2 separate regions of the Homo sapiens genome follow, and region 2 is linked to region 1. The links are chromatin loops, found by intact Hi-C in ENCODE. Cell type or tissue: K562. All regions are shown on one strand. Links, peaks and the distances in the headings refer to the core of each region. The heading gives the core; the rest is flanking DNA. Region 1 overlaps C20orf202 (chromosome 20 open reading frame 202). Region 2 overlaps LOC105372497 (a long non-coding RNA gene).

The links. A loop is a pair of places that touch in the nucleus more often than their neighbours do. Peaks named below come from ENCODE experiments on the same cell type or tissue, not always from the same donor. Only the 100,000 strongest peaks of a DNase experiment are listed, where the experiment ranks them.
Region 2: a loop joins it to region 1, with 3.0 times the contacts of the local background. A loop is called at or near these places in 11 of 110 quality-filtered maps.

What each region holds. Positions count from the first base shown.
Region 1 is chr20:1,209,035-1,217,587 of GRCh38, forward strand. C20orf202 (chromosome 20 open reading frame 202) reads left to right here. Exons shown (of 2, transcript NM_001394958.1): 2 at 1-42. Among named protein-coding and RNA genes, the nearest start is that of C20orf202, 9.9 kb to the left of the region's middle. In K562, for the core only: a CTCF peak has its summit at 4,090 (motif pointing left); DNase peaks (open chromatin) are centred at 3,247 and 4,117.
Region 2 is chr20:1,396,658-1,405,210 of GRCh38, forward strand. LOC105372497 (a long non-coding RNA gene) reads right to left here. Exons shown (of 6, transcript XR_937193.3): 6 at 8,489-8,553. Among named protein-coding and RNA genes, the nearest start is that of FKBP1A-SDCBP2, 7.8 kb to the left of the region's middle. In K562, for the core only: CTCF peaks have their summits at 1,236 and 1,716; no DNase peak of the experiment used is centred there.

The DNA of each region.
Region 1 (8,553 bases), core at 2,664-5,163:
ACCTAGTTAGCAATTCTTTATATTAAATTTTCTGTGTTAAAATAACTGGTGTGGTTTCTGTCTCCTACCTGTCCCAGACTGACACAGCTTTTTGCTATTATTACCAATTGCCACTGTAACCATTCTTGGTTACACTGGAAAGGCTAATGAATGGCACCTTATTATTGCTGCATGATTATGTTCTGATTTGTGAAACTATGACTATTACAAATGGACAAGCTGATTAGCCACTATTATCTTGAGAGACATCTGCCTGGCCATGCAAAGTAGAAATGACATTGCTCTCCCATGCCCGATGCTAATCACTAGCACCCTCTGCCTCTCCCTGATTTCCACATTTGGGCCCAAAGACCAAAAACCCCTGCCAACCCCTCCATCTCCAATCTGGGAAGATAGACCTAGAGCTCCAGAACCTGCCCTTCTGGTGGGATATTTGTTGTTCTCCAAGACCCTACATTTGGAACCAACGTTCACTTCCTGATCCTAGGTCAGAGAAAGCCAAAGCTGAGCCCAGATGCTGGACAAGGAGTTGGGATGGAAATTACATCTTCAGCGTTGGTCCTAGAGGTCTGGGTGGGAAATCATGGCCATGCAGGACAGTGAGCACCAGAGGGAGCATGTGGATCATGGTCTCAGGAAAACCCAGGGTTTTCTCTGCTAAGGCAGCAAAAACAGGACTGCACACCTAAGCCTAGCATCCAGGATGAAGAGAGGAGGGGACAGAGATGGAAAAAGGATTCATGAGGTCAGAAGCTAAAAATTTAGGAGCAAGAACAGTTCAAGATGTGAAACCTAGAGTGAGTCAGGGCAGGCAAGGCAGGGCTTACTTACACTGTGACTGATTAGAAATGATCTAATCTCTCACACCTTTACATGAGAGCCAGCTTCCAGTCCTGGGTCAGCTGTGACACCTTACAGAGCCCATGTGTTGTGGTGTATATTGATGTGTAACAAACTGCCTCCAAACTTAAACACAGCAATCCCTTTATTATTGCAACAGCCATTTATTATTGTTGTAAATTATGTTTCCCATAGTTCTGGGCTCAGCTGAGCGGTTCTTGGCTTTGGGTCTCTCCAATGATTGCAGTCAGGTGGTGGCTGCAGCTCGATTTATCTCAAAGGCTTATTTGTTGCCCTCTGGCAGGTGATGCTGGCCTCAGCTGAGGCTGTAAGATGGAATGCCTATACATGACCCTCCAGGTGGCTGGGCTTCCTCACAGCACTGTGTCAAGGGTTGGGCTTTACTTTCCAGTCTTTCTGCATCTTTTCAGGTCCACTCCCACTGCTAAAGATTTTACTCTCCTGCTATTTCTTTAAGTCGCAGTTTATAGAGAGGGAATCTGATTGGTCAGCTTAACTTTTGACACCTGGACATATCATAGGTTATTGGTATAAAGGAGGTTTATTTTTGTCTTCCACTTCTTCCTCCTTCTTCTTCCGTCTCTTCTCCCTCTTTCTCCTTTTCCTCTTCATTATCATCATCCTCATCATGATCATCATACATAGGTAATTAAAAGGGAGGACTTTGACATCAGGCTGCCTAGGTTTGAATACCAGATCTGCATCTTATCAGCTCTCTAACCTTGGGCATATAGCATAACTTTTCTGTGCTTCAGTTTGTTCTTCTATAAAGTGGGGATAATAACAGAAATTACCTCATAGGACTATTGAGCAAATGCAATGAGTCAACATGTTCCTGGAACATAAGCAGTGCTCAGTAAATCTTAGCAATTATTATTAATAATGACAGCTACCATTTTATTTTATTTTACTTTAAGTTCTGGGATACAAGTACAGAACATGTAGGTTTGTTACATAGGTATACATGTGCCATGGTGGTGTACTGCACCTATCAACCCGTCATCTCGGTTTTAAGCCCTGCGTGCATTAGTTATTTGTCCTAATACTCTCCCTCCCCTTGCCCCCCACCCCTGACTGGCTCTGGTATATGTTGTTCCCCTCCCCTGTGTCCATGTGTTCTCATTGTTCAACTCCCAGTTATGAATGAGAACATGCAGTGTTTGGTTTTCTGTTCCTGTGTTAGTTTGCTGAGGATGATGGCTTCTAGCTTCATCCATGTCCCTGCAAAGAACATGATCTCATTCGATTTTATGGTTGCATAGCACTCCACTGTATATATGTACCACATTTTCTTTATTGTGCATTTGGGTTGGTTCCATTGATGTGCATTTGGGTTGGTTCCATGTCTTTGCTATTGTAAATAGTGCCGCAATGGACAGCTACCTTTTTTTTTTTGAGATGGAGTTTCGCTGTTGTTGCCCAGGCTGGTGTGCAATGGCATGATCTCAGCTCACCGCAACCTCCACCTCCCGTGTTTAAGCGATTCTCCTGCCTCTGCCTCCCAGGTAGCTGGGATTACAGGCGTGCGCCACCACACCCAGCTGATTTTGTATTTTTAGTAGAGACGGGGTTTCTCCATGTTGGTCAGACTGGTTTCGAATTCCCGACCGCAGGTGATCTGCCTGCCTTGGCCTCCCAAAGTGCTGGGATTACAGGCCTGAGCCACTGCGCCTGGCCAACAGCTACCATTTTTAAAGTCAGGATAGTTTAGTGATCGTAAGTACAGCCTGGAGCCTCACTGCCTGTGTCCAAATCCCAGCTCTACAATATACTGATTGTGTGCCCTTGGGCAAGTCATTAAACTCTCTATGCCTTGATTTTATCATCCGTAGAATGGGGATAATAGTATTGCCTATCTCCTGGGGTTTTTGTGAGGAATAAATGAGTAAATCCATGGAAAACACAACCGTGCTTGTCATCTAACAACAACTATGTGTCATGTAAACTATTCATTATCATTAGTAATCATCTGCCCTAAATACCAGCACCACACACGGCGCTGTAAAGATCTTAGTGCACTGAACACACTCAACATCTCTGCAAGGGTGATATTAAATCTCCACTTTATGGATGAAGGAACTGAAGTTTAGTGGAGCTAAGTTGCCCCCCAAAAAAGCACAATGAGTAAATGGCAGCAGTGGCATTGAATCTCAGGCCTGTCTTCTGTCTAAGCAGGGCTCTTACTATTATATGATGTTGCTCTTCTGATCAGCCACAGTGGGGGAGTGGTGCCATGAAGAGAGGAAGCAGTGATGTCAGGCTCATAGGATCCCTGCTCCCTCCTTCTGGCAGGGTCTGGGGCAAGACAGTCTCTAATGTGTGTGAAGGCAACTCTAGGACAACACCTCTGTTATCTCTCCAGTAAGTAGGCAGACACAGAATCTGGTGATCCCAGTAATGCACACCCATCCCTGCTCCCAGCATATCTTGAGGCCCAGTTCTCTCCTGTCTCTGCCACCCTGCTTTGTTTTGCCCAAACCCTCCCCAGGTCATGGGGACAGCTCCTATTTCACTGGGCTGAGGTCAGTTTCACTGGATCAAAATCAAGGTGTTGGCCAGACTGTACTCCCTGCTGACTCTAAGAGAGAATTCCTTCCTTGCCTCTTCCAGTTTCTCGTGGCTGCTGGCAGTCCTTGACTTAGGCTGCATAACTTCAGTTTCTGTCTCTGTCTTCTCATAGCCTTTTGCTCTGTGAGTGTTAAATCTCCCTCTGTCTACCTCTTATAAGGAATCACATGATTGCATTTAGGGCCCACCTGGATAACCCAGGATAATCTCCGCATGTCAAGATTCTTAACTTAATCACATCTCTAAAGACTTTCACCTGCCTTTCTTTCCATATAAGGTAACATATAAGGATTAGGATGCGGAGAGGGAATTTCCCTCTCATTCCTTCTGGAAAGCATTCTCTGGCCAATGTGCAGGGCTAAGAAGAATCTCACATAGCTGCAGATTACCTTGGTCGCTGTCAGAAGAAGAACTTATGTTTGTTGAACACCTACAATGCACAGGCATTGTAACAGACCTGACCAGTGAGTACGTGTTAATATTTCCATTCGACAGCGGAGAAAACTGTGACCCAAGGAAGCAAAAGCAGGACAGTTGCAAACAGATGAAACTGAGGGTTCAAAGTTGGGCTTCTGACAAACTTGTTTAGATTTCGTACGCGCGCCATCGAAGACTACGGTAATTACGCTGTGTGTGGCCGCCACCTAGTGTCCATACAGAGCAATCCTTCCGTGAATCAGCCCGTTCCGGGTTGCAGGACTGGCTCACTCACCATCAGCTTTCCCGTTGTGGCGCATCTTACTGGGAGGGCCATGGCCCCAGAGGCTTTCTGGCTCCAGAGATCTGCGTTTGAACTTTAGCTCTGCCGTTGACAGAGTGATCTGGGGCCTCCTTCTCTGATCCTTCACTTATCCTTAACTCTAAAGTAAAAATGACACCTCTCAGAGCTGTGGAGAGGATGTTGGAAAGTGCTTTGTAACAAACTGGGAATAACTGGAGAGAATGGAAAGAAACATTGTCTGCAGTTGACCAGGCTTGGATTCATTTTAAAAAATACTTAATGTGCACCTGCTGTGTGTCAGGCACTGTTCTGGATGTGGGAATGTCGCAACAAATAAAACAGACAAAATTTATGTTTTTGTGTAGTTAATAGTCCAGCATTCCAGTTTTTGAGTCATTCATTCATTCATTTACAATATGTTTCTGGCACTCCTGTGTGCAGCACTTTCCCAAGCAATGGGCACAGAGGGTATCTAATATGGCTGGAACCCAGGAAGCCAGGGGAACAGGATGGAGCAAGTCCAGATTTGTGGGGCCTGAAGTTTATACGATTTAGGGTATCAATCATATACCCTAAGAGAAAGAATGCAAAGTCAGAAATACAGAATTAGGCTAGAAAGAGTTTTTTCTTTTATAATGAGAGATGAAATAAACTTTAGCTGGCAAAAATCACAAAACATAAAATCTAGAAAAGTAGCACAATATTAACTGCATGATATGGCTCTATAATAATTTTTCTCTACATTTTTTTCTGTAACTTCTTTGATCATCTAGTCATGATAACAATTTTATTATTTTATTTTCTTCAAAGAGACTGTGGAAATAATTCAGTCTCTCCTCTACAAGATTAATTTTTTTTGTGTGGGTACTTTAAACAATTTAAACATTGTAAAAATGCCATGTATATTTTTAGGATTATTGTCAATTTTGGGGAAGCCTCTATGTTCCTCTTATATATAAGCTGTAAGCCTTCTTGTAAAGTGACTAATTTTAAATGGTATTTGAGTGGATGGTACATTAGCCAATTTATTGTTGCTGTCCCTATTGTAGGGGTGTATTAGGAGTTTTACATTTTCTTCCTGTATGTCAGTGTTTCATGTTAAATAATTGAGAAATTAAAACTTTCCCAATGTATTTATATGATTCACTCCTTTTAATTACTTAGATTATCAAACAATCTAAGTCTATTAATTACTTTTGTTGCCAGAAAAGGGGGTCTTGATCCAGACCCCAAGAGAGGGTTCTTGGATCTCACACGGGAAGGAATTCAAGGAGAGTCGCAGAGGGCACTGAGAAGAAGTAGTTTTAGTGAAAGCTACTCGGTTACCGAGCAGGGCATCCTCAGAAAGCAAGAGGAGAAATACCTCATCTCTAAGTTTTTCTTACAGAGGGGACTTATCTATGTAAAGGCTAAGATTTGTCTACATGCTGGTGGACTAACAGCATGACAAAATTTAGCACTTTTTGATTTAAGGAAAGTTATCCTTGGCATTTTAATGTATACATCCAACAAAATGACTACAATCAAAAATGTCCATCAAGACAACTATAATTATCTTGAAAGCACATATTGTTATGGATACTGGAACATCTGGACTTTCCGTTGTTGTAGGAGTGCGTCCTTGCAGGTATCTTTAAGTTGTTTTCTCAACTGTAAACGTCTTATGAACATGGGTCATGACTGGCAAGGAATGGGTCTTGCTTGTTTCACGATGGAGTCAATTTTAAAATGGTGTAACCCTGGCTCTCCTATGCTCCTGTTTCCCTGACACTTTGGTTTGAAATGTATCTATTTCTCTTAATGAATCACTACTTTTGTTATGATCTGCAGGCTAGTTCATCTGTAAACACCTGACATCGGGAAGGCAGAGATGGCCAAAGAAGACATGAGCCAATACAATGAGATCATAAACATGCAGCTTCACACATGGATGTACTAGCTGTTTACAGCACTGCTGCATGTTTGTGCTCTATGAACACCAGACTCTGATATCTTCTAGTTTGCGCAATTCCTATTAGAAATGAAGAAAAAATGTGCAGTGCATTTATAATTGCACATGTTGTGTTGTCAGATAGATTTCAGGTAGACAGATAGACAGGAAAGAACTTCTGCTTTAACTGGGCTTTGATGAGAATTAAATCCTCTGCTTATAGTTTAATATGTCTGATGATTGGAAGAATTCTCGATAGACTAGTTTCTGACTCTGTATGTTTCAAATTTTGTTTCTTATCCAATATATATGTACTCCTGACGCTATGCATTAAAACGATTTATGGCCCTGTACCTTCATGTCACAGTGCAGGATGAGTCAGCATGGTGGGCGTAGATGTGTTCCTGGAAGCCATTCCTAACTAAGATAGATAGCAATGACTTGACTATAGATCGAAGTGACTGTCAACCACATAAATTGATCCCTCTGAACCTGTATTAAATGTACATGTAACTCAGCTCTGCGTCAGCCACACCCCTCAGCTACTCCATTGCCACCCACACAGTGACAGACAGAGAGTTAAAGTGGAAAGAGACATCCATCTTCAAAGATTACGGTAAAATATCTTATTTTCGAAAACTTAACAAAAACACACACCCATAGGAAAATACTGCTGTGCTTCTCCCAGGGCTTTGGAGGAGGCCTTGCAAGTGAGGGTCCTGAAACTGAAGATTCCTAATTGTTAAGGTAAATCCACCCACGTGAAATGAAGCCAGAATTACAAGTAAGGGGGAGACCATGTAGGGCCCTGTAGTTGTTAGGAGGAAGTTTCAGTGTTATTCTAAGAACAACAGGAAGGCTTAAAAGGCTTTAAAAGGGAAACCCGCTGGTTGTGGGCGGAGGATTACCTAGGTGCCGAGGCAAGAGACTGAAGGCACAAACTATTTCAGTATAATAAAGAAAATAGTCAGAATAAGAATAGTCATAATACAAATTAGACATAGAGATGATCATGAACAATTACCAATCATTATTATAAACATTATTAATCATTAGCTTTTAATATTACTCTTTGCTGCATTACTAATATAACCTAGGAATAACCAGTGGGTATAGGGTCAGGTGCTGAAGGGACATTGTAAGAAGTGACCTAGAAGGCAAGAGGTGAGCCTTCTGTCATGCCCGCATAAGGGCCGCTTGAGGGCTCCTTGGTCAAGCGGTAACGCCAGTGTCTGGGAAGGCACCCGTTACTTAGCAGACCGCGAAAGGGAGTCTCCTTTCCTTGGAGGAGTCAGGGAACACTCTGCTTCACCTGCTTCTTGTGGAAGGCTGGATATTATCCAGGCGGGCCCGCAGTCATCCGGAGGCCTAAACCCCTCCCTGTGGTGCTGTGCTTCAATGGCCACGCTCCTTGTCCACTTTCATGCTTCTCCCACACTCCTGGTTCCTCTTTGAAGTTCATAGTAGATAGCAGTAGAATAAATAGTAAAAGTCTTAAAGTCTTTGATCTTTCTTATAAGTGCAGAGAAGAAAACGCTGACTTATGCTGCCTTCTCTCTCTGCTTTGACTACCTAAAAGGGAAGGGCAGAGCCCCCTATCCTGTAATCACGTGACTTCCTTCACCTTGTCAATCACTCAGAAGATTCACCCTTCTAATATGGTGGCGCCAAGATGGCTGAATAGGAACAGCTCCAGTCTGCAGCTCCCAGCGTGAGCGATGCAGAAGATGGGTGACTTCTGCATTTCCAACTGAGGTACTGGGTTCATCTCACTGGGGCTTGCCAGACAAGTGGGTGCAGCCCACGGAGCAGGGCGGGGCATTGCCTCACTCGGGAAGCACAAGGGGTTGGAGAATTCCCTTTCCTAGCAAAAGGAAGCCGTGACAGACAGCACCTGGAAAATTGGGACACTCCCACCCTAATACTGCGCCTTTCCAACGGCCTTAGCAAACTGCACACTGGGAGATTATATCCCGCGGCTGGCTCTGAGGGTCCCACACCCATGGAGCCTCGCTCACTGCTAGCACAACAGTCTGAGATCAAACTGCAAGGTGGCAGCGAGGCTGGGGGAGGGGCGTCTGCCATTGCTGAGGCTTGAGTAGGTAAACAAAGCGGCCAGGAAGCTTGAACTGAGTGGAGCCCACTGCAGCTCAAGGAGGCCTGCCTGCCTCTGTAGACTCCACCTCTAGGGGCAGGGCACAGCTGAACAAAAGGCAGCAGAAACTTCTGCAGACTTAAACATCCTTGTCTGACAACTTTAAAGAGAATAGTGGTTCTCCCAGCACGGAGTTTGAGATCTGAGAACGGACAGACTGCCTCCTCAAGTGAGTCCCTGACCGCCCAGTAACCTAACTGGGAGGCACCCCCCCAGTATGGGGGCAACTGACACCTCGTAAGACCGGGTGCCCCTCTGAGCTGAAGCTTCCAGAGGAAGGATTAGGCAGCAACATTTGCTGTTCTGCAGCCTCCGCTG
Region 2 (8,553 bases), core at 192-2,691, 190 kb after region 1:
GAATTGTCTCACAGGTGCCTGAAGTTCTGTTCAGCTCCCCCCAGTCCTTTTTCTCTGTTGTTCAGATTGGATAATTTCTATTTTTCTATCTTTGAGATCACTGGCATGTTTCCCTGCAATCTCCATTCTGCTATTGTACCCATCTGTTGGGAGCTGAAAAGGCCAAAGGGATTGTGACCAACTCAGCATTCCACTGAAGGATATATGATCAAACAGCAAACTGTTTATCATGAATGCAGGATGTGGGCAAACTCACAACTGCGCCTGCCGCCAGGAGGTTTGCTGAGGGCCCTGGCGCCATGCTCATTGAGATTATCTACTGGGACATCTAGATCCTATTGTTCAAAGACTGCAGTCTTGCAAGCCTGCTGTAAATCAAACTGCTAACCGACAATCACCCCCCACTTCTTGCTATCTCTTTTGCCTAATAAATGTGAAGGGCTCTAAAGCTCAGGCCCCCTGTTTACCAGAAGCAAGGAGCCCCCTGACCCCTTCTTTCAAATATGCTCTCTTGTCTTTGTCTTTTATTCCCATGTTTGCCCCCTTTGTTCAGTCCCCCAAGGTCTGTGCAGGTGACAAGTGGCGACCCAGAACAGGGACTCCAAGGATGTCGGACACGTGGCATCTGAACACAGGGACTTTGAAGACGTGAATGAAGAAGCTCTGCTGGAGCAGAGGAATTGAAATTGACAAGATGAACGGGGACCCCAGGATGAGTCTGCTGGCAGCAGATAGAAGGTCAGTGCCCTAAAGAGGTACTGGGAACGATATAAGGTCAGTGCTCTAAAGAAGTACTTGGAATGGGAAGTTTTCTGAATCAGGGTAACATGAAGCAGAATTTGTCTATTGAAGAAAAACATCATGTGCAGTTGCTTAAAGTTCTGTTGAGACAGTCTGGAGCTCAGGTTAATTCGCAGGCACTAACTAACCTCCTGCAGAAGCCACAAAAGGTTATTACGCATAACCCATGGTTTCCACAGGCAGGCACTCTTGATGTGGAAAATTGGGATAGACCAGGAGAAGGATTAAAACAGGCTCATCAAAAAGGTCCTAAAGTTGATTCTTCTGTTTTCTCCACTTGGAGTCTAGTTCGTACTGTTCTTCTGCTATCTCCTTATTATTCTGCTGGACAGCAGGCTGAGTCTAAAAAATCTGAAAGAATCTGTTGTCCCACCCACAGCTCCAATTGAAAATAAAAAATGGAGAGGGAGGATAAAAATTGGCCTACACCGCCCCCTCCAGTTGCAGAAACATCTGTACCGCCTCCTTTGGTAGCAGAAATAGTGACCCCAATACAAAGAATTTTATGCTCTGCTGCCATAGCTAAGGGGAGCCCTTAGGACCTTGTACTTTTCCTATTTCTGTAAGTGTAACGAGTGTAGCTAATAATGGGGTACAGAGCCCATTCACTTTAGGATTGGTAGAATCTGCATTTGGTGCTATGTGTCTTCTACCCTTTGATGTAAAACACTTGGCTCAAACTTGCTTGTCTGCTAGTGCATATCTGACGTGGTATTTAAATTGGCAAGAACTGTGTGCAGACCAGGCTAGACAGAACCATATTGCTGGACATGGAGACATTACAGAGGATATGCTATTGGGTAATGGCCCTTATTCAGACCTGGAACGTCAAATGGCACTCCCAGACGCTGCTTATCAGCAGTGTGCACAGGCTGCTAAACACACCTGGGCCACAATTCCTGAAGAGGGAGTCCCAGTACTGTCCTTTTTACATATCATGCAAGGGTCACAGGAACCCTACGCGCAGTTTCTTGCAAGATTACAAGAGGCAGTGAAGCATCAAATTCCTCTTGCCACTGCCACGGAAATGCTAACCTTAACTTTAGCTTTTGAGAATGCAAACGCAGATTGTAAACGTGCACTGGCACCTGTGAGGTGTACAAAAAACTTTTCTCAGAGCTTGTCAGGATGTAGGAACTGAGCTTCATGGGTCTTCAATGTTAGCGCAAGCAATGGCTAATCTAGCAGTTGACAAATCTAAAAGGAGCCAAGGATTAAGCCCTAAAGTAGGAAAATGTTATAATTGTGGAAAAACTGGACATTTTAAAAAGGAATGCTGCCAGATCTCAGGACAGAAAGGATCTTATAATGCAGTACCCCTCCCTCCATAGTGGAAAACATGCCAGGACTCTCCTCGCTGTAACAAAGGAAATCACTGGGGTAATCAGTGCCGCTCAAGATTTCATCAGAATGGCATCCCCCACTGTCGGGAAACGAGAAGGGGGCCTGGACCTGGGTCCCTCAAACAATGAGGGCATTCCCAGTTCAGACCACAACCCCATTTCAGGGGCGGGTCCCAGGAGAAACATTGATTCCCTCATTCCAGGAACACCCAGAAGTGCAGGATTAGATCTCCCAGTCAGAGAACAGGTAATGTTAGTTGGTGGAGACAAACCTATCAAAATTCCCACTGGCATCTGGGGACCTTTACCAGCAGGATACAGGGGACTAATTTTAGGCAAAAGCCACCTTAACTTGCAAAGCATTACTGTAGTCCCAGGAGTTGTTGACTCTGATTATGAAGGAGAAATTCAAGTAGTTTTAATGTCACAAGATCTTTGGGTTTTTGAACTGGGAGAATATATAGCACAATTATTGCTTATTCCCTGCAAATTATACCCTTCTCCACTAAAGGAGAAACAAGGAAATAAAGGGTTTGGGAGCACAACTACACGAGAAATCTATTTATCACAATCTATAGCCTCTAGTAGGCCCACCTGTGTAGTACAAATTAAAGGAAAGAAATTTTATGGGCTTATGGACACAAGAGCTGATGTGTCAGTAATATCCAGTAAGGACTGGCCCCCAGCATGGCCTCTCAGAATAACTGCCACATCCCTAGTGGGAGTAGGAGCAGCTAAAAGTGTTCAACAGAGTGCTGAGATTTTTATCTTGTCTTGGTCTGGATGGACAATCATGTACTTTTCAGCCTTATGTTGAAAATATAGCTATCAATTTATGGCTATAAATTGATAGCCATATCAGTTTATCGAGATTTACAGCATGGGATATGAGACTTACATATGAAAACTTTGATAACCCAGGATTTAAAATGTTGAAGGACATGGGATATCAGAGTGGGAAAGGTTTAGGGAAATCCCTACAAGGAAACCCTAACCCGATATCAGTAACTGGAAAGGCAGGTTAAACCCCGCAGGGAGATTCTTCTTTAGATTCCCCGCGGCAATTAACCAGAGGCAGAAGTTGAGTTCGGCAATGGCATGCCTCCCAGCTACAGCTACAGAAACCTTTGATTTCATTATCCCTCAGACAAAATTTTGCAGTTTTATAAAGTCCATTCTTTCATTCTTCCTGTGATTACTCATCACAAGCTTATTCCAGGTGGCCAGACTTATTTTACTGATGGCTCTTCCAAAGGTCATGCAGCTATTTATGGACCTAAACATACTCAAACAATAATGACCTCTGGGGTTTCAGCTCAACACTCAGAGTTGATTGCAGTCATTCAGGTTTTACAGCTCACAGCTGCAGATCCTATCAACATTGTCTGTGATTCAGCCTATGTTGTGAATGTAACCAGTCGCATAGAAACTGCTACAATTAAAAGTACTCTAGACCCCGAACTGCTTAATTTGTTTCACTTATTCTCATATGCTGCCTGCTACATGCCAAACAGGTGAGACAGCTGGTCATGTACGGCCACATTGTCTGTCATCATTTGCTCATATGGGGATTCCTAAACAATTAAAAACTGACAATGGACCCGCTTATACTAGTCATGCTTTTCAAAATTTCTTACAGCTTTGGGCTATAACCCATAAAACAGGAATTCCTTACATCCCTTGAGGACAAGGCATTATAGAGCGGGTACATCAAACATTACAATGTATGTTGAATAAACAAAAAGGGGGATTAGGAGACCAGTTACCACCTCAAACAAAATTACATTTAGCTTTATTTACTTTAAATTTTTTGATTCCTGGTATGGATGGTAAGACTCCAGCAGAAAGACATTGGCAAGTGTTAGAGGAAAAGAGGAAAGTGTATCCAAAAGTGTTATGGAAATCCCCAGAAGAAGGACAATGGAAAGGTCTGGTGGCTTTACTGACATGGGGAAGAGGGTATGCTTGTGTTTTTACAGGAGATGGACAAACTGTGTGGTTGCCCTCAAGGTGTGTGTGACCATGGAACAGGAGACTGGAGGAACCCAGGGTGGCCAGCCATGGGCCTGGCCCCTCCAGTATAGGCCATGAGCCAGCTGAGCTTGAGTGCGAAGATGCGGAGAAGGCCGACCGGGGTCACGACACAGTCTTAATGTTACATTTGTAAAGAATATCACCACTCAATTTATGGTTTGTGGGTTTTTTTTTTTTTGGTTTTTTGTTTTGTTTTGTTTTGTTTTTTTTGAGGTGGAGCCTTTCTCTGTCACCCAGGCTGCAGTGCAGTGGTGCAATCTTGGCTCACCGCAAACTCTGCCTCCCGGGTTGACACCATTCTCCTGCCTCAGCCTCCCGAGTAGCTGGGACTACAGGCACCTGCCACCATGCCTGGCTAATTCTTTGTATTTTCAGTAGGGATGGGGTTTCACCATGTTGGCCAGGATGGTCTCAATCTCCTGACCTCATGATCTGCCCGCCTCGGCCTCCCAAAGTGCTTGGATTACAGGTGTGAGCCACTGCGCCCAGCACGGTTTGTGTTTTTAATCCTTATGTCTTTCTGGCAGCTAAAAAGCACCAGCTCCAGGTAAACAACACCCAATTGACCTGTAAATCTTGTCAGTTATATCACTGCATTAATCACAGCACATTGCAAACACAGAATACCTCTACTTTGATCATTCTGGGTCGCATCCCTGGACTGTGGATTCCTGTTCATCCATCCAAGCCTTGGGCTGCCACCCCTGCTTTACGCTTTGTGAAACATCTTCTAACTCAGCTTACTCACTGTGTCCGTAGAGCCTTAGGCATGATCATTTTTACTATTGTTTCCTTAGTCACACTGATAACTTCTGTTGTGATGTCCTCTGTAGCTTTGCATAATTCTGCTCAAATGGCTCAGTACACAGAGAACTGGACACAGCCAACCAAGTACAGCCAACCAAGTGTGGCTACTTCAGAATAAAATTAACACTGAGTTACAAACTGAAGTGACAGTGTTGAAATCCCCATGGTTAGGGGAACAAGTGCAAAGGTTACAATTGCAACAGCAATTGTGCTGTCATTTTAATCACACTCATATTTGTGTAGCCAACTTAGATTATAACCAAAGTGAGTATCCGTGGGACCTTGTGAAAGCTCATTTGCAGGGAGCTTTCACATCCAACATCACCTTTGATATTGGTGAATTATAAAACAAAATTCTTGATTTACATAGGCAAACTCAAGAGTTTCAGCCTTCTTTAGAAGACTGGACCGAATTCCAGCAAGGCCTGGAGAGCCTCAACCCTTGGACCTATCTAAGGCCCCACATTAACATCTTATATGTAGTTCTTGGAATAATGTTGTTTTGTCTCTGTCTTCTGTTCATCGTCTGTGAAATCCGTTGGACTGCCAATTGGAAAATGAGAGCTGCCCAGCCTGGCCTTACGTTCTTTCAATTAATTCATAAACAGAATGGGGGAATGTTGGGAGCTGAAAAGGCCAAAGGGATCATGACCAACTCAGCATTCCACTGGAGGCTATGTGATCAAACAGCAAACTGTTTATCATGAATGCAGGATGTGGGCAAACCCACGACTGCGCCTGCTGCCAGGAGGTTTGCCAAGAGCAATCACTCCCTGGCGCCATGCTCATTGAGGTTGTCTACTGGGACATCCAGAGCCTATCGTTTGAAGAATGCAGTCTTGCAAGCCTGCTGTAAATCAAACTGCTGACCAACAATCACCATCACCTCTTCTCACTATCTCTTTTGCCTAATAAATGCGAAGGGCTCTAAAGCTCAGGGCCCTTGTTCACTAGAAGCAAGGAGCCCCCTGACCCCTTCTTTCAAATATGCTCTCTTGTCTTCGTCTTTTATTCCCATGTTTGCCCCCTTTGTTCAGCTCCCCAAGGTCCATGCAGGTTACAAGCCCATCCGGGAATTTGTTCTTGTTGTTCTCATTTTATTTTTTAGTTCTAACATTTCCACTTTATTCTTCCTTATATGTTCTATTTTATTTGCTTCAACTTTCCATCTTGGCTGAGTGTGGTGGTTCACACCTGTAATCCCTGCACTTTGGGAGGATGAGGCAGGCAGATTGCTTGAGACCAAGAGTTTGAGCAACAGCAAAGGTGTGTCTCTAAGCTAAAACACCTACAGCCTCAAAAGCAGAATGTGCATTCTGAAAGGGCCTCTGCAAATCTGAAGTTTGGAAACATAGCTGAGATGGATGGGGTCTGAGGTCCCCAAGGTGGAACTGCCAAAACTCCCAACCACCTTCTTCTCCCTTTGAGCTCCTATGGCTCTCTTCTTTTACTCAATGGAGAAAACCTTCTGGATTTGAAGTATCAAATGTATAAATGTCTGACAGTATCTTGACTGTATATTTTATACCTTAAAGGGTTTAAGAATTCTGGTTAAGGGACAGTCTCTAATGGTGAAATTTCAGACATTCATCAGTAGATGGAGTTGATACATTTGAGCCTTATCACAGTCTTAGGAGGCTCCAGGAATCAGAGACATGGTCTCCACTTAAATGCCCATATCTTCTCCTCAAAGAAGCTTCCAATGGGCTGCCCAGGTTCTGCTTGAATATCTCCACTGACAGGGAAGCCACTACCTCCAGGAGTAGAAGCTTTCACCTTTGGATAGTCTGTGTATTGAGTGAAAAGGCCTGCGGGAATGGGGATTAGACCAGCTCTTGTGCTTGTGGGTGGAAGTGAGTACATGAGGCCAACTCTGAAGGTCCTAAATTTGATGGGCAGCAGGAGGGGGAGGGGAGATGCCTTGCTGTGTCAGTATCATCAGGGTGTGGCTGGGACTGTCTAGTACTGCACAAAACATAAGGCTTGGGTGAAACTGTAGCCAAAACTCTTATAAATTCTATGGTGGACATTTGGTGACATTTGTCTTTTCCGGTAATAGCACTTTGGTTTTCATTTGGGGAAGCACTCCTTCTCCACTCTTGGCCATGATGTTCAAGTGGAACTAATGCAACACTCAGCTCCAGGAGTGGTCATGTGACTCAAGCCCTTAAATACAGTGACTGATTTAGGAATGGACATGTCTTAGTCCATTCTGGCTGCTGTAACAAAATACCATACCTTGGGTGATTCATAAACAACAGAAATTTACTTCTCAGAGTTCTGGAGGCTGGGAAGTCCAAGATCAAGGCAGATTTCATGTCTGGTGAGAGCAAGCTTTCTGGCTCATAGATGGTGCCTTCTTGCTGCATCCCCACATATGAAAGGAGTGAGAGGTCTCTCTTGGGCTTCTTTTTATAAAAGAACTAATCCTGCTGGGCGCAGTGGCTCACGCCTGTAATCCCAGCACTTTGGGAGGCTGAGGTGGGCAGATCACCTGAGGTTGGGAATTCAAGACCAGCCTGACCAACATGGAGAAACTCAGTCTACTAAAAATACAAAATTAGCCGAGGTGGTGGCGCATGCCCGTGATCCCAGCTACTTGGGAGGCTGAGGCAGGAGAATCGCTTGAACCCACGAGGCGGAGGTTATGGAGAGCCAAGATCGCACCATTGCACTCCAGCCTGGGCAACAAGGGCGAAACTCCGTCTCAAAAAAAAAAAAGAGCTCATCCTATTCATCAGGACTCTACCCTCATGACCTAATTACCTCCCAAAGTCTCTATCTCTTAATACCATCACCTTGTGGGTTAGAAATTTCAACATATGAATTTGGGGAGTGGGACACAAACATTCCAACTATAACTGGCTCCACAGTACAGAGCAAACAGCAGAGCTACTGGGGCCAGACAGAGTGCCACTATGGTTGGGTTCTGCTGAGGGTTCTCTTCCTGGCTTACAGACAGCTGTCTTCTTGCTGTATCCTCACATGTGAGAGATAAAGAATGGGAAGAGCTAGAGAAAAACGAGAGGGAGAGTGCACGCTCTTTGCTGTCTCTTTTCTCTAATCCCATCATGAGGGCCCTACCCTCATGATTTCTTTTTTTTTTTTTTTTTTTTGAGATGGAGTTTCATTCTTGTTGCCCAGGCTAGAGTGCAATGGTGCGATCTTGGCTCACTGCAACCTCCGCCTCCCAGTTTCAAGCGATTCTCCCACCTCAGCCTCTGAGTAGCTGGGACCACAGGCATGTGCCACCATGCCCGGCTAATTTTGTATTCCCAGTAGAGACGGGGTTTCTCCATGTTGGTCAGGCTGGTCTGGAGCTCCTGACCTCGGGTGATCCTCCCATCTCCGCCTCCCAAAGTGCTGGGATCACAGGAGTGAGCCACCGTGCCCATTCATGATTTCTAAACCTCATTACCTCCCTGTTGTGCCAAACCCTTACTGACTCCAATGGGGATGGCATCAGGTTCAAGAGGCCAAAGAAGAGACCTAGAGCCAGCAAATGAGACATGAGGTTTTATTTGGGGCTTACATACAGGAGAGAGAGTCCAGTGGTGGTGGGCTGGAT